Regions from separate parts of the Mus musculus genome. Here region 2 is linked to region 1. A link is a loop called in an ENCODE intact Hi-C map of the cell type or tissue named here. Cell type or tissue: left cerebral cortex. All regions are shown on one strand. Each heading gives the region's core, and the rest is flanking DNA. Links, peaks and the distances in the headings are about the cores only. Region 1 overlaps Cog3 (component of oligomeric golgi complex 3). Region 2 holds the start of Erich6b (glutamate rich 6B).

Region 1 (8,783 bases), core at 784-8,783:
GCTTCTTTGGAAAGGCTATCTGAACACCCAATGTACATATAATACACAGAACTGGAGATTATGGTTTATCACATAAGACATGTATTTAAAATAGTAAGTACAATCTTCCTAACTCGTTCATTTCATAGCAAAGAAAAAATATGGACCCTCTTACCTCTGAGTTTCCCAAAATACAGAGTAATATGCTCTACCAAGCAACGGCCACCACCAATTTAAACTGGGCTGAGAAACTGGCCTGTTGCATCGGGATGGGTCACCCACGTGCAACTGTGCAAGAGGCTGTTCCTGTCCCTTCACCTGCACCATGAGGTCATCTGCCCTATTTCAGAGCCCTCAGCACTGTCCCACCCTACAGACGACGGTCTGAGTAACTGAACCAAGAAACTGGCTACATTTATTGTAACACCAGGGTCAAAGCCAATCCAATCCCAAATTCAAAGAGGAATTTGTAGGGAAATTCACAGATGCTTATAGTCCTTTGACTTTTGACTGGTGTCATATTTAAGGTACGGGCAGCGTTTGCCACACTTAGGTGTTCAGCTATGGCAGGACTGGGGATGCCGGACGGCTAGTGTCTAGGACAACATAGGCAACCAAAGAGTATTCACTTTATAAAGAATGACTGCAACTAAGCTCCATCCATGAGCCCACTCCCCACAGGCCGCCTCCTCTCCAGGCTGTGCCACGCTAAAACCTCTTCACTGGTCACTCCCACTCACACACTGGTGCCGGCACTGTGGCGATCCCCATCATCAAGATACACCTCTCTAGTGAGGAGGATGCAGTTCAAGGAGCCTTATAGGAGGCCTTGGCTTCTTGCAACTGCCCCTGCCTTGTGTCAGCCCACAGAAAGATGACAGCCTGAGTCCAGGAAAAGCTAGATGCCTTCTTGGCAGCAACCATCCGATTCCAACTCAACCTCGCTCGACCCAGCATGAGAAGCTCTGCATCGGGACACAGAAGGAAGAGTTCTTCAAGTCACAGCGTCCGAGGAATGGCCGGGGTGAATGCCTTGCTGAGACCCGGCAGCTTTCCAGTCAGCTGAGTTCCTATGAGTGCATCACACTAGTCACTACTGTAACCTACTTTATTGCACAAGCTGTGTGAAGGAACATTTCACTGTGAATTGTGGCCCCCTGTCGCTTCTCTCCACTGCTGGAGACCAGTTCAATGAGGCAGCTATCCCTGCTGTCAGTCTTTGGCATTTTGATCTTCTCTGGCTCACCCAGGTTTCCTTCTGCAGGCTGCACATCCATGTTCTACAGGAGCCGTCCCACATGGGGGTCTTGGGCATCCTGCAGGCTGCAGGACTCCTCAGGCCTCTCCTGTGGGACAGACTGCTGACACTCGTGGTCCACTGGGACTACTTTGAAACTGACAGCAGGAGGTTCAGCTGAAAAGCAACAGGGATGCCTGGGTTAGCCTGGGTTAGCTGTACTGTGGACTTTCGCTCTCAGAAATCTCCAGTCTCAGAAACATGAGGGGGAAAAGCCCGAGAAGTTATAGCCACTGGATGTCCTGCAGGGAGCTGCATCCTCTGCCAAGTCCAAGCCTCAGGTCACTCCCAGTACAATGACGGTGACAGCAAAGCAATAATCAAATAATAAATAAGCAAATGCACCACACAACCCAGGCCACCCTTCTCTACCCAGTTTTGGAAAGCACCATTGTAAGCTGAACTCTTTAAATGAGGATTTTGTTTGTTTATTGAAGGTATAGCCCAGGCTAGCCCTAAACTCAACATCCCCCATCCCAGCTTCCTTGGTGCTGGACTGTGAATGGCATTTTGATTTGTTTTGTCTTTCTTTTAAGATGGAGTCATGTAGGCTCACACTCCTCGTTTAGCTGAAGGTGACCCTTACTTTCTGATCTTCTAGGCAGGTTGCAGTTTACGGGGTGAACCCACGGCCTCTGCCCTTGAGGGAAGCACGCTACCAATGAGCTTCACCAGCCCTCCCAGATTTGTAAATGGCCAGAGCAGGCATGCTCGGTGGGCTTTGGCCGTGAACTAACTCTCCTCACAGGTGCAGGTTTGATCCCAGAAACCACACAATAAAAGGATCAACTTGCCTAGGTTGTCCTCTGTCCTCTAACATACACACTGTGACACACACAAAACACACACTAAATAAATGTACTAAAAATATTATAAAATTAAGTAAAGTTGGGGCTGGAGAGATGGCTCAGCAGTTAAGAGCACTGACTGCTCTTCCAGAAGTCCTGAGTTCAATTCCCAGCAAACACATGGTGGCTCACAACCACCTGTAATGGGATCTGATGGCTTCTTCTGGTGTGTCTGAAGTCAGCTACAGTGTACTCATATACATAAAATAAATAAATCTTTTAAAAAAAATAAGCAAACTTAAAGTGGGGAAACTTTCTAACTACTAAAGTCTATGTTTAGTGGTATACTCACACAGAAAATGGTCACCTCAAATGAGCTATTTTTAAAAAACATTTAGAGGCTAGAGGGAAGACTCAGTGGCTAATAACACAGATTGCTCTTCTAGAAGACCTGAGTTCTATTCCTAGCACCCACATCAGGTGGTTCACAACAACTGAAACTCCAGCTTCAAGGGATCTAATACCCACGGCCTCTCTAGGCACTCATGTACACATGAGTACACACACACACACACACACACAATTTTAAACAATTTTTAAAAAGTTTAAAAGATTTAGCTTGGCAGCAGTAGCACACGCCTTTAATCCCAGCATTTGGGAGGCAGAGGCAGGCGGATTTCTGAGTTCGAGGCCAGCCTGGTCTACAGAGTGAGTTCCAGGACAGCCAGGGCTACATAGAGAAACCCTGTCTCAAAAACTGTAGAACACTAGAAGAAGAAGCATTCTAAAGTCTTTTTCCAATGTGACTCCAACGATCCACACATAGCAGCTATAAGAAAGAAAGGGAGGGAGGAGAAAAGAGAGGAAGGAGGGAGGGAGAAATGGAGGGAGGGGCGGACAGACAGATTGGAGAGATGGCTCAAGTGGCATATTTGTCGCTCTTTTTTTTTTAAGATTTTATTTTATGTATATGAGTACACTGTAGCTGTACTTCAGATATATCAGAAGAGGGCGTCAGATCCCATTACAGATGGTTGTGGGCCACCATGTGGTTGCTAGGATTTGAACTCAGGACCTCTGGAAGAGTAGTCAGTGCTCTTAATTGCTGAGCCATCTCTCCAGCCCCACTTGTCGCTCTTATAGACAACCCCAGTTCAGTTCCCAGCACCCACATCCTGCAGCTTACACCACCACTCCAGCTCAGCAGATCTGATACCCTGCTTTGGCCTCCAGACACCTACACACACACACACACACACACACACACACACACACACACACCTACACACACACACACACACACACACACACACACACACAGAGAGAGAGAGAGAGAGAGAGAGAGAGAGAGAGAGAGAGAGAGAGAGAAACAAGACCCAGACATATACAAATAATTCAAATTTTTAAAAAATTAAATCTAAGAAAAAAACGTTAAAAAGCATATGCTGCAATATGGCTGAACCCTGAAGGTATCCTGAGTGACAGGCACCAGTTAGGAAAGACAACGTGTGATACCACACAATGAGATGCCCAGAATACACAAATCCATAAAGGCTAAGGAGAGACTGGGGGGGGGAGGAGGGCGGGCTGGAGATTCTGTTAACTGTGAAGGGTTCTTTAAAGGAAAGAAAATATTCCAGACTCAGATGCTGGGGATGGCTGCACCACCCTGTTAATACAGCACAAACCACTGAGCTCCACATTGTAGCAGAACTTGGTGGTCTATGAACTGCGCCTCACTGAAGAGTACAAATCTCCCTCCAGCTCGCTCCCCATTACAGTAATATCCCTAAAACTATCTGCATATGCAGTCTCGTGTCCTCGCCTCCCGTCTGCACTCACACTTCACTAAGGCTCAACAACCTGACCCCCTCCAAGATTCTCTAGGCCTAAAGACAAAAAGTAAGTTATTCTCCAAACTGCCAAGCCATTCCTAATGAAGCTCCTGACTGAGCTGAACAATGAAATGAATGCTGACACAAACTGGCTCTCTCATTTAGGTTTTTAAATTTAGAAAGAAGGAAAAACACAGAGGTCCATCATTGATTCTAGTTCCTAAAATAACTCCCACTTCAGGCACTGTGTTGGCCCGGGTTTAAACAGCTGACTCAGCACGCTGATGCACTACGACTTTCACAGACAGGTCGATCATTACCAGGATGAATTAAACAAGCAACTAACCACCCACACAGTTAGAGGCATCAACTCAAGGTTTAAACTCTTACTCATTAAAGTAAAACAATGTATAAGTTGTGAACTTAAAAGTAGAAACATGTTTGCTTAAACATACTATCTGCTCAAGTAAAATAATCACAGGCCTAAGGCCATCAGGCCTTCTGTCTGTGGGTCTGTGGGTACCTGTTCCATGGAAGGACAAGCAATGATTTGGATGTCTTCAGAACTGAACTCTTCCTTTAGCAGAGCGTGGAACTTCTGGAAGACTTGCTGAATGTTATTCTTAGAAAGGAGGAGAGATCATATCAGACAACCCAGGGATGTATGCACACGCTATAAACAAGAAACACTGAGAGTATTAAATCATCATGGTTCTTACCAAAATGAGTGGAGGAAATATATTTTTATGAGATTACCAAAGACATGTAATTTGTACTTTAATATTTTACATGCTAGCACAACCTGATGGAGACTTATTGGATAATTCCTGGAAACATTAAACTCTCATACATCTTACCCCCCACCCCCAAGAATAATAAGTCTTCAGCAATTTCTTACACAAAAGATAATAAAACTTCAAGACACATAAAATGCACTTAAAAAAAAAATCAACCATGCCTTGGGTAAAGCCATGAACTCAACACGAACTGGAAGTTATGAGTCTTAAATCTGCTCTGACACGTAATCCCTTGGTGGCTGTTGCAAACCATTTATTTCCTCTACTCACTAGTAAAACGGGGCATAAATTCTGAAATGCTGCTCTCCCATTGTTGGGCCACAGTGCAATGTACAGATCTATTTTTTCTTATTTATTAATTTCTACCTTTAAAATGAACAAAAATATTAGGACAAAGTGGGTGAGGCATAAGATATAACCAGATAGATCAGGCTCTTAAGCCTCTGAGATCACAGCGAATACCAGCCTCACTAACACTTTGCAGTGTCTATAGGAAGAGAACTCGATAGTAAGAAAAGCACACTTAGGATGCCAGGCAGCGAACTCCCACCCACTCACCCTGACAGGCTTAAACAAGATGAACTCCGTGTCCTTATTGGACAAATACAAAGCCATGCTTCTCAGTGTCAGCGGCAGCTTCGTCTTTATTGTCTTGTAGGCAGTGGCCACGAGGTCATTGACCTTTGCTGCAAAGAAATTACCCTTGTTAGTGTCACAAAAAAGGGGAGAAAATTACCATTTTAATTCAGAGGGGAATACTGAAAAATAGCAAAAAAAGAAAACAAAAACTTTTCCCACCATCTTGTTATTTTTAAAGTTTGCTCATAAGCCCTTCAAACATTCATTAAGTATATGCTACACACAAACTCTAAGCCACAAGGGCTAATGCAGCCAAAAGCATGATTCAGGATGGTCATAGAGGCTGGAATTTGTGCCTCTGAAATGTGGAGGTAGAAAAATAAGGTTTAAAAAATTCCTGTTTTTTTAGAGAAGCAGTAGGAGTTAATTAATAAGAACCAAGCCTCTCAATGTGCAAAAACTAACTCCCAGGCCTCTGTCTCTCACTGGTTTGCTTGGGTCACTCAGAAGAGTCTTATCTATCTATTCCTGTCAAGGCAGAACTATGTACCCATTTATTACATTCTTATACTTCCTTGAGCTCCAGTTGTCTGCAAGTAAAGTATCTACATACACAGCCCAAGTGCAGCGTCTGACAGGGCAACATGGAGGTGAGTGTAGTCGGTCATTGGAAGGAAATGAATCAAGAGGGGATTCCCTAGCTAGTCACAAAGAAAAAGCTTTATAATATCCACAATGTACAGCCTCACTCAAAAGTCAATACAAATAAACCAGTGAGACACTGGCAAAAGGATTCAGAGCTCCGTGTTTGAGAAGGTGTAGAGAAATAGGAAAACAGCCTTCTACTTCCTTTGGTTCAAATAAAAAATATTCAAAGGAAAAAAAAAAAATAAAACAAAAGACAACAAGCCAGGTGCGATGGTGGACACTTGCAATCCCAGAAATCCACAGGCTGGACTTGTAACAAGCCTGGGTGGTTTGTCTCAAAAACTAGTAAAATGGAAATCCACAGATATTAAGGGACAGTGTATCTTCATCAGGTGTTCATGGGAGTATAAAGTGTTTCAACTTGAGGGCCTGTTAGACAATATCCTGAAAGGTTAAAAATAAACCCTTTCACTTAACTACTGAAAATATTCACAAGATACAAAGAAGACACATGTATATAAATCATTTACTAATGAGTTTATGGAAAACCAAAGTGAAACATTAAGTATATCCATTAATAAACTAGGTGAGAGACTCATGGTGTAGTGAAGAGAATGAACAGCTGAGCACACTGGTGTCAAAGGCTGCACACCACACAGGAAGTGACCATGGGGATGGTACATCTCACCTGATTAACCAAGTCCATGTGTGCCAGTGCACATAGAAAAACAATCTGGGGACAGACGCTACAATCATGGCTATATTTGAGAAGACTAGTTTGCAGGTACAGAACAGTAACTTTTTGTTTTATACCTTCCCATAGGTCAATCTACATTGTGTAAAAAAGTTTAGCTGACAGAAGACTGGGCAAAAACATGGTAGGAAAGTACCAATGCTCTCAGGAATTGCTTATTCTTCACTAAATAAATGAAGGCTCCTTCCAGGTACCTCCTCCCTAGATTCTAGTTCCATCGTCACTAAAATACTTTAGAGGTCACTGAACTGGACTTGGAGTGGGTGCTCAGGCTTGTGAAAACAGTGCCCATCAACTTCTAAAAAAGATGTATTTCCAACCTTCAGTTAACAAAAACAGCATCTTAATTTGTAACTCATTCTGCGGGAGTGTGGTTATCCTGACATGATCTCCCCAGAACCTGAGCTGAGGGCAGAGGGCCCAACAATTTCTAGACTGCTGTCCTTGATCTACCATAAGAGGCCCATAAATCTCTCTGACAGTCAAGTAAGGGCTTTATTCATTACAGATCATGAAAAGCCAACTCCATACTTCCAAGGTGGCCAAAGGAGAAGAAGATAGATTTACAAGATAATGAAGGACCCCACTTAGATTGAAAAAAAAGTCAAGTGACAAAACAGTGTGTCCCACTCCAATCTGTTCTGTCATTTACTATGTTGCTAATGAAGCCCAGGATACCCCAACTCAGAATTGTTAGGATACAATTTTGCAAAAAGAACAAAAAAAACAAAAACCAAAAAAACAAAAGAAACCCACAGACCCTACCTCAGGAGAAAGGGTCTTTCCAGAAAGGAAAAAACAACCGTTAGCTAATCATCAGGTCAGCTTAGCTGTACTGCCATGCCATGCCTGTTGCCAGTGGTTTCTATTGTAAGAAAGATGTATCATGCCCCAGAGTTCCATTTACATAAACATGCAGAATGCAAGCCAGCTCCTGCTTCTAAATAAGCACTGTAGAAGACTAAAATCTTAAGCCACGGGCTCAAATTAATTCAAGATCAAGAGAATGTCCCCAAGAGCCATGCTGCCTAGGCACTGCAGTGTCCTGACTGTGAAGACCCATAGTCATGGCGGCCTGTTATTAGAATGACACATTGGACAATGTCATTCGATCAAGGGGTCTTTGTTTTTCAAAGATGCCACAGATGTCAATCTCAAATACAAGAAAAATGTTTGAAATCAAGGAGAGAGTAAAAGATTCATCTCCACCACAGGCACTAAACAGGTGGCAGCACACCCTCAATGTATACTGTACACGATGTATACTGTACGCCATGTATACTGTACGCCATGTATACTGTACGCCATGTATATTGTACGCCATGTATACTGTACACCATGTATACTGTACACCATGTATACTGTGCACCATGTATACTGTGCACCATGTATACTGTACACAATGTATACTGTACACGATGTATACTGTACACAGTGTATACTGTACACCATGTATACGGCACACCGTGTATACTGTACACAATGTATACTGTACAGCATGTATACTGTACACCATGTAAACTGTACACAATGTATACGGTACACTGTGTATACTGTACACAATGTATACTGTACACCATGTATACTGTACACCATGTAAACTGTACACGATGTATACTGTACACAATGTATACTGTACACCATGTATACGGCACACGATGTATACTGTACACGATGTATACTGTACACCATGTATACGGTACACTGTGTATACTGTACACGATGTATACTGTACCCGATGTATACTGTATGCGATGTATACTGTACACAATGTATACTGTACACAATGTATACTGTACACAATGTATACTCAAGGGGCCTTTGAATAAACCATCTCCTTCCAAAAAGAACTGATGTGGATTTGTACATCTCCCCAGGAGATAGCACCAGCTACTTCTTAGTTCAACTTTAATAAATTAAGGAACTTATGGCTGAAAATTTTGGAGACAGAATAGCTTCAATCAAAAATTTTATATGGTATTAAAATCTGACTTATAGAAAATTGTAAAATAAAACATACTTCTTACTTTCCTACCCACAAACTAGTCCATCTCTCAAAGATGGTTAACCACCTTATGACTTCTTCACCAAACCGTAGATAAACGT
Region 2 (8,967 bases), core at 448-8,447, 66 kb before region 1:
ACAAGGAGTCTCAAACTGAAACGAAACACATCTCTTCTTTGTCACCGGAAAGATAACTATCCCAGCTGCCACTCAAGCAAGCTATGGCTTTAATGGCCTAGTAAAAGTGTTGCATGAAGTACTCAGAGGGGCTCTGATGATTTCTGTTCAAACTCTGAGAGGAATCTACCGCGGAGGCCTTGTGGGAAGGCACGCACTTAAAAGGTCATTTCACCAAGCGTTCCCCTTCGTGACCCCCATCACCATGAACTCTTAATTAATTACGGTTGTCCTAAAGTGAAAAAATACTTTCATAACGGAAGGGCGACCAATTCTCATACACAAGCCAACCACAAATCAGTCACAACTCCCTCAACACCGCCAAGGAGGTGTTCAATTTGTATCTGCGATGAAGTTCAAGTGTTGCATAATTTATACCTAGAATCCACTCAAATATATCTACTAAAATACCCACTCTGACCTTCACTCCCAATCCCAACTGCATTAGAGAGAGAGAGAGAGAGAGAGAGAGAGATCTATAAATCACTGAGGCACAAGCACCCAATCACAGCCCGCCTCTCCCAAAGCCAGGAAACGTTCTCCTTTTGATGAGTTCATCATTGCCTTGAACAGGTTATGAAAGCTGCTTGCATCTCGAGATAATACATCCAGAGGCTCTTACACCAAGATTCATTGTCTGCACAGGAGAGCTAGGTGAGCATGGCCAGTCTAGGTTCCACAGACCCTTCCATTTATCTGTACTCCAGAGCACCACCCTCAGACAGGGCTAGTGCCCTGCAGCAGACCTGCCCTCATAGTTGCAGGGCTAGCTTTCATGCCCTCAAAATCTCCTATCCAGGGGCATCAGGAGACAACTGCAAGCTTACACTGACTCTGCATTAGAGCAAAGCTTTGCCTTGCATTGGAAGACATTATGTTTGCTCTGTTTAACCATGGATGACCGTCCTTTAAAATTGCTCAGGGTTGCGTATGATATAGCTCAGTGACAGAATGTTTGCCTAACAAGGACAAGGTCCTAGCTTCAATCTCCAGCACGGAAAGAACTTAATGATTTTCAAACTGGTTGTACTACTGAGGCCAAAGATATGAAACTCACTACTCCAAATCCCTGCATGTGTGGAAAGCCAGAAGCCCTGTAATAAACAGGTGCCACGAAAAGGAGTTTCTTCCAATGGCTCCCAGGAAGAGCTTTGAAAAGGATCCAAGAGGAGCTACGAGAAGGACTTTATATCAACTGCCACCCAGCAGTGGGGTGCTTCAGGATTATCCTCAGCCAATCTGATGTCCATCCAGGAGACAACAGAAGACTCTGGGAAAGTGGCCAAGCTTGCTACAGAACAAGGACACCCCACGAGTCAGTGTCCAGAGAAAATGTTCTCAAGTTAACATTAATCTGTCCTATTCATGGGATATCATCAATGACCCCACGGTGGAGGCTTGGGCCTAGGCCCTATCTCCATAGGCCCTAAGGGCCATTATTATGATTGGTCCCTTGCAAACGTAGACATAACTTATGAGTGTTACAACAACAAGCCAGTTGCCCTGCCAAAAATTTTCAACCCAAATATAACACAAGAATCCAACAACAACAAAATCCATCTCAGCCACCAGATGCAGTAATTTAGATATGTTCTGCCACTGTGATGGTTTGTATATTCTTGGACCAGGGAGTGGCACCATTTGGAGGTGTGGCCTTGTTGGAACAGGTATGACCTGGTTGGAGTAGGTGTGTCACTGTGGGTGTGGGCTTAAGACTCTCACCCCAGTTGCCTGGAAGTCAGTCTTCCACTAGCAGCCTTTGGATGAAGACGTAGAACTCTCAGCTCTGCCTGCACCATGACAGCCTGGATGCTGCCATGCTCCCACCTTGATGATAATGGACTGAAGATAATGTAAGCCAGCCCCAATTAAATGTTTTTTATAAGACTTGCCTTGGTCATGGTGTCTCTTCACAGCAGTAAAACCCTAACTAAGACAGCCACCAAAGAGACAGATATAACCTACAGCTGTTGGTCCCTCTTTCCCCTCCCCCATGCCCACCCCTTTGCTCTACAGTATATCTCCCTGAATTTTTTTTTCCTTCACATGTTGAGATGTAGTCTGCATGGTGGAAGCAGGAGAGCAACACATTGACTTGATTCTTCATCTGTTCCTCTAGTCCTGGGTCAGGAAAACACCCCTGGCCTCTGCCACCCTACAGGACAATTCCTTATGGCCAGTGGGGGTCTAGAACCCCCAAGATATACAAAGAAGCCTTCCCAGGTCAAAGAGGTTCTTATAATCTTTTGAAGAATCTCCAAGTGTAAGAGAAGCAGACATTCAAAATATATAATGGAAGAGATGGCAGCTCAAGATGTCTCTTCACCCATATCAGCCTTTAGAAGTCCTGAGGTTCTGTCATCAACGCCAACTGTCCTAGGAAGGAGAATGGAGAAATTCAGAGGATGAGAATCAAGAAGTAATGGGGGCTGGAGTGTAGCTAAGGCAATAAGTGCTTGCTTTGCAAGAATGAGGACTAGAGCAAGATCCCCAGAGTCCACATAAAAGGCGCCAGGCAGGGTAGCACATGCTTGGTAATCCTAGTGCTTGGGAGGCAGAGATGGATCCCTGAAGCCTGCTGACCGACCAGTCTTGGCGAGTCTAGGGCCAGTGAGGGTCCTTGTCTCAAAATATGAAAAATACCAAAGGGTGTCCTCTGGACTCCACATGAATATGACACGCTAAATACATACATAGGTAATAAATAAAATAGGCACAGTACAAGACACAAAGGCCGGTGGAAATGAGGATACTACCAACGGCTAAAGCCATGTCCTGTACCCTCTTCCTTAAAGGAAGAAGCTGGGGCCTTCTGAATAAGAAGAAAAATCACACCTAGCATTTGCTAAGTGCTCCTTCAAAACCATTGTCTCTGAAAGATGTTAAAACAGATTCCACTGAGTCCATTTGCAGTCACCTGGAGCAAGAAGTGGTAAAAGGAAGTCACTAGCAAGGCTTTACGAAAAAGTCTTGTCAGTCTAGGCTCATCTGGCTGTGTGTTAAGTGTCAGGCAGGTACAGGAAAGCAATAGATGCTGTCCCTAGACCCTCCATTAGGCTGTAGGTTCTCCTGTTGCCAAAAGCAACCTTCGAATGAGAGACCTGGTAGCTGACGGCTGGAGAAGACAGAAAGTCTGCTTTGGGAATCAAAGAGGCAGACAGGGGACAGACAACAGAAAGAGAAGTGAGGTCAGTTCCCAGGCTGCCCCACTTGGGGGTCAACACAGTGTCCCAGCTTAGATGCCTGGGAAACTGAGGCCAAGCCTTCTGGAAGTCATAGTACACGGGTGGGATTGTAGTGGGAGGACGGGAAGGGAGGCCTTGAGTTTTATCTTTCTAAAAAGAAGGAGGAGGAAAGCCATGACCTGATATATTTTAAGTAATTACTCTCTTTGTGAGCTATGGAGGGAGGGAATTAGAAGACCAACTAAGAGCCTTGTAAAATCTCCCAGAGAAGAGGAAGCAGAAGGAATGATCAGCCTCTGGATATGTGTTTGGGTAGAGGACCTAGGAGTCAGAAGCGCATTCACCTGGGACACAGGAGAGCATCTCTAGGTGCTTGGTCGGAGCAATGGCGCAGCTCTTTATCAAATGACAGAGACTAGAGGAAGGGTAGCTTGGGGGAGGGGCCACCCACAGTCCAGGCTACATGGATGGATGTTTCTTCTGGGCACCCAGGTAGAAAGGCCAAATCAAGCAGACGGCCACAAGAAAGTAAACTATGTCTTTATTGGGTGCTTATGGCAAGATTTATGAAAACATTTGTCTTATCACCATTTTCCTATCAGCCTCTAATAGAGAGCATAGTCTTCCATGATAGCTGAGCAAGGCATCTCTAGAAGCAGCCTTGTGGGGTAGGAAATGTCTGAAAAGATGCTTTGTTCAGGGACCTAATGGCATGTATGCCTTACTGAACCCAGAGAGGCAGGCAGTAATTACTCTCACAAGGACCTCCGCCTGCCTCTCTGCCTCTCTCCATCCACTACGATCCTAGGCTTGCCTTTGCCAAGAGTGAGCATTGTGGTTGCATTTCTTCCCTGGGGCAAGATGGTCCAGAGGTAGGGCTGATAATTACTACCAAAGGAAAGAGACAGATAAATTCCCACCCAGATCCATGACCGATTCAGTGGTATTTGGAGGCTAGTCACTAAATAACTTAAAACCTGTAATGTTTCTGTCTCACTCCATCTATGTTCCCAACACCTCCTAATATGATATAGGCATGTAGTAGGTGTTTAAGAAAATCCCCACAGGGGCTGGAGAGATGATGGCTCAGCAATTAAAGCACTGGATGCTCTCACAGAGGTCCTGAGTTCAGTTCCTAGCAACCGCATGGTGGCTCACAAGCATCTAATCTGGGATCTGATGCCCTCTTCTGGCATGCAGATAGAGCACTCATATACATAAATAAATCTTTTTTTTTTAATCTCCCCAAAGGAATGACCCCATCTACATAAAACCAGTGGGCGCCATCTTGTGGAAGACTGTACAGTAACAATGGCCTAGATTCCAGACACCAGGCTGACAGGAAGGGAACCCTGACATGGACTCTGAAGCTAAGGGCACTGCTTGAAATGACAGACTTGGAAACTTTCCTTGAAGCTGTGTGTACACAATACAGCACACTTTTTTACTTAGATTCATGTAAGGGCATTGGAGATGATGGTGCGGGCAGGGAGGGGCAGCTATACCCATTCTCACAGGCCAGCCCTTGGCACTGCCCTTGAGTCTGCTTGATACCCAAAGCATACCCAAAGCAGCCAGATCAGTTCTCCACTCTCCTGCCCAGCAATACCTTTATGAGCCTCGCCTGGGTCTCCTCATTGCCTCGGAGAGGGGCAGAAACGGCCACCGACTGTTCTCTGTTTACTGGTTTCCCGGTGGGTCTGTGCCCCTTACTTTCCCAGCAGTTTCTTTTGTGTTGTTGTTGTTCTCAGCTCTTCCCAGGAGTCTAGCCCAGGCCACCAGGAGGCACTATTAGCCAGGAACACACAGTCCTAGTGACTGCTTAGGCGTCACAGAAACCTGCAGTTTATACAGCTTGTCAGACTCACTCAGAAAAGAAAGAATTGGAATTACAAACTTAGATGCAAACACAATTGCTTATTAAGAATGGGAAATCACAACAAAGCATCACATTTCAAATGCCCAGCTCTCTTTCTGATGAAACTTCTGTACAAGTACCAGAAATGCCCACCCCTGTATTCAAATCGGCTGGTCTGACCTCCTCTCCGTCCATCCCAACCCACCCTGCAACACCAGCGAGTCCATCTAGAGTCACGATCAGTACATTTCACCGGGGTTCTGTCCCCTGACTCCAGATCAGGCCCATGCATGTTCCCAAAGGCAACTCTCTGTCTCATGGATAGCACTCAACGGAGCCGATGAGCTGATGGTGACACCCAGGGGCTTAGAGATGTTGGTCCTGGGTTCCAGCGCAGGTGAGTCCACACGGGATGCCCTGGGAGGCACTCCTACCATCTTTTCACCTTAGAAGCCAGACTCCCTTCCCTCCCTCTCCCTCTCCCCTCTCCTCCTTTGGCTGGGAACTGGAAGCTAAGGGTCCAAGGTATAGAATGCCCGAAACAACAGAGAAGTGGTAGAGATGCGTGTTCCGTTCCCATGGTAACAGAGAGCGACTTAAACTCGAGATTGGAAGGGTGCAGTTGACTCGCGGCCAGGATCCAAGATTGGGTAAGAGCTCTGAAGGCCAGGCCTGGGCTCCTCCAGCCTTTGGGCCCTGGAAAGGAAGAAGCAATGGAGAGAGAGAGTCCAGGGTGGCAGAGTCCAAGGATAGCAACGGGATATGCCAAGTACCCAGACCCCTTTGTTGCTTGTTATTTTGTCTGTTTTGTTTTTTCTACTCCTGCACTACCTTGATCTTTCTGTTTCCTGCCTTGACACCATCCTCCCCCTGTGAAGAGTGGTGTTCTACTGGTCCAGTACAAATAAAGGGGTGGGTTCGTCTCCTCCAGAGAATCCAGGCACTGAAAAGAATCCTCAAATTAAAACTTGTCTTGCCCAGGCCTACCCCTGGGACTCAAAGCAGGTCACTCAGGTTTTTTCTACCACCACCACCACCACCACCCACCCACCCACTCACCCACCCCTGCCTCTCACTTTTGGGAGGTTTGAGAGAAACAGCACCCCCCTACCTAGCCTGGGGGGGGGGGGTCAAGAGGGAGCAGAGCCAAAGCCAAAGGTTGGCTTTTCACAAGTGTTCTGTACCGATGACTGCAAGCTCAAAGTCACCCCCTTTCAACGGCCAAATTCCAATATATTTGAAATCCTATTTGTTAAAAGAAAGCAAATAAGTAAATAAGCCCTAGACAATATTCTCAGCAGGGCACTGGGTGTCTGTTTGTAAAGGCTACAGCAATTGGTGCATGAGGGTTTAGTGAAGCTTTGGGAATCTAGAGTTTGTCCCTGGCATGTTTGAAGGTGGATTCAGACCAGCAAAACAGAAGCAGCCATCAGTAGTCCCCCTCAAGAGGAAAAGCAGCTGCCTTCCAGCAAGGGCCCTGCCAGAGAGCTAAATAACAGGACTTATAAACAGTTCCAGACAGCAGTGTTCCAGATTCGCAGAACACTGTAGGACTCCCCATGACGGAAGTGAGATCTGCCCCCTTGTTTCCTGCAGGTTTTCTAAACACCTGCTTCCAGAATCCCAGGGAAGCCCAGGGGTCCCAGGGTTCACTCAACGATGTCTTCATCCACTCCTGGCTTCACTGTCTGAGCCCATCACTCACCCCATTGGAAGGTTAGGTGGATGAAACATCCAAACCATTTGCAGTCAGTCTCCTGTATGCCTCTCTTCTGCAGCTCATTAATTCAGTGTACAAACTTCTGTTGAGAGCTCACAGTAAGCCAGGCATTGAGGTGGAATTGCATCCTGTGAGTGAGGCAGATGTGCCGACAGATGTGAGACTTGCAGAGGTACAGTGTGAGAGCTGGGGGGGGGGGGGGGTAAAGACACACTTTCTCTACACAAACCTAGAAACAAGAACAGCCTGGGGGAGCAGGCCCCAGATTCAGGACTGATCATGTGACCAAGGCTTGCTCTAGCTCTGAGGTGCCAGTGTCATGTGATTCCATTGCCTGAATTCTTGCCCTCTTACTACTAAATACAAGCCAGATTGACTCTTAGTATTGATTGATGTAGCACTAATAGCAGAGACTGTGTTGTAGTTTAAATGTTAAATGTCCCCTGTAAGCTCATGTGTTTGAACACTTGAGTCCCAGATGGTAGCGCTGTTCTGGAAGCTGGGGAGCCTTTGGGACTTAGGATCACTGGAGGTTTTACTTGCTTCTGGTCCCAGTCTGTGTTCTCTGCTTCCTGCTTCAGGCTTTGTGTGAAGAACCCGCCAAGCACCCCTACTGCGGTGGGACTCCCTGTCATGCCTCCCTTACCACGGTAGACTGATCCTTCTGAAACCGTGAGCCAAGATGAATCTTCCCCTAATTTATTCCTGTCAAGTATTACGTCACAGCAATGAGAAAAGTGGCTGAGTCACCCCTGATGGGCACATCAAGTCTGACAGGAAAGACGCAGGCAGAGTTTTTAATGAACTGCCTTGTCTGATGTCCTCAGGTCTGTTGGAAGGCATCTCACAATTACCTACCCCAGCTCAAGGCTTCCTTTGCACTGAGCCAGGGAGGAGCTCTACCCTCTGTCTCTCCTGATACATCTACTAAGAGGACCCTGAGCAGAAAATCCTTCACCCTTCTGAGATCTCAGCCAATGGTGTGGATCAAACTAGTCCTGGTTTCATTCTTTCATTTGACCCAGTCCATCTTGGGAGGCACAACTGTGACAGTGCAGGATCAACCCCACCTGTGTTCTTCCTGCCCCACCAAAAAGAGGCTGATTTTGTTGTCTTTCAGTGCAGTCCCTCCGTGATGATTAATGTAGTTGTCAACTTTCCTAGATTAAAAACCACCGAGAGATGGTAAAGAGCCCTTCTGTTTCTATGAGGATGTTGCCACAGAGTAATTGCATGGGAACTGTAAATAGAGAAAACCCTACTTTGAGTGTGTGCACCAGCACCCAGTAGGCTGTAGGCCCTTAGAACATGGAGCTGAAGAGAGCAAAGGCAGCTCTGCTCCCTTGCTACGTTCCCAGGAGATACATCTCTGCGCTGTCTCCGGCAGACACCAGACTCCCAGTTCTTCAGGCTTTGAATACACACTCATGATGATGCTTGCACAGGGAGTCAGATTTCTCTCTCTGTCTCTCTCTCTGTCTCTCTCTTTCTCTCCCTGTCTCTATCTTTCTATCTTTCTGTCTCTATCATTCTGTCTCTGTCTCCCTGTCTCTCTGTCTCTCCCCCAACCCCCCACCCCCCACTGCTTTCAGCTTCCGGACTTATTTGTTTCTGTGGCTCTCCATGCCCATTTGGAGTCATTTGGTCTCTGGTTGTACACAGCTTTTTCATCTCTTCTTACAATTATGTGTTATGTGTTATGTGTGTGTGTGTGTGTGTGTGTGTGTGTGTGTGTGCGCGCCTCTCTATGTAGAGACACATTTACCTTCTACTGACTGTTTCTGCTGAGCCCTGACTTAGACACTCTGAGCTCCAGTGTGGAACTCAGAACCTATGGCCCTCTTTACTGATGCCTTATCCTTTTAGGAGAAGATGATGCTTGGTGGCCCACCTCAAATCCTGAACCTATCCTCAACCCCCAATCCATAGATCTTTCGTCCTACAGTTTCAGCTCGACGCTGGTTCACAACTTTCTGTCATGCAATCAGACCTCAGCTATGTGTATGGTCTACACTCACCCATGGCTGGACACTCATTGCCCCAGGAGAAGGCAGCCTACGGCCGTAATCCTGGTCACAATATCAGTATTACTCACCCGGATCTCATTGCCGAAACACTACAACGGGAAAGGATCAGCCCACCCAATCAAACCAGTCTCTGCAGTC

The links. A loop is a pair of places that touch in the nucleus more often than their neighbours do. Peaks named below come from ENCODE experiments on the same cell type or tissue, not always from the same donor. Only the 100,000 strongest peaks of a DNase experiment are listed, where the experiment ranks them.
Region 2: it touches region 1 in a loop (2.1-fold over the local background); 4 of 42 quality-filtered maps call a loop at or near these places.

Annotation. Positions count from the first base shown.
Region 1 is chr14:75,702,668-75,711,450 of GRCm38, forward strand. It overlaps Cog3 (component of oligomeric golgi complex 3), which reads right to left. Exons shown (of 23, transcript NM_177381.3): 21 at 5,255-5,382; 22 at 4,423-4,521; 23 at 1-1,393. The coding sequence ends at 1,364. Among named protein-coding and RNA genes, the nearest start is that of Cog3, 47 kb to the right of the region's middle. In left cerebral cortex, for the core only: no CTCF peak of the experiment used is centred there; no DNase peak of the experiment used is centred there.
Region 2 is chr14:75,636,557-75,645,523 of GRCm38, forward strand. Erich6b (glutamate rich 6B) reads left to right here and starts at 5,666. Exons shown (of 13, transcript NM_001369022.1): 1 at 5,666-5,732. Gm36219 (a long non-coding RNA gene) reads right to left here. Exons shown (of 6, transcript XR_383598.2): 1 at 8,898-8,967; 2 at 6,788-6,930; 3 at 5,914-6,025; 4 at 5,288-5,778; 5 at 4,834-5,063; 6 at 2,285-2,415. In left cerebral cortex, for the core only: CTCF peaks have their summits at 4,433 (motif pointing left) and 5,025 (motif pointing right); DNase peaks (open chromatin) are centred at 4,509 and 4,976.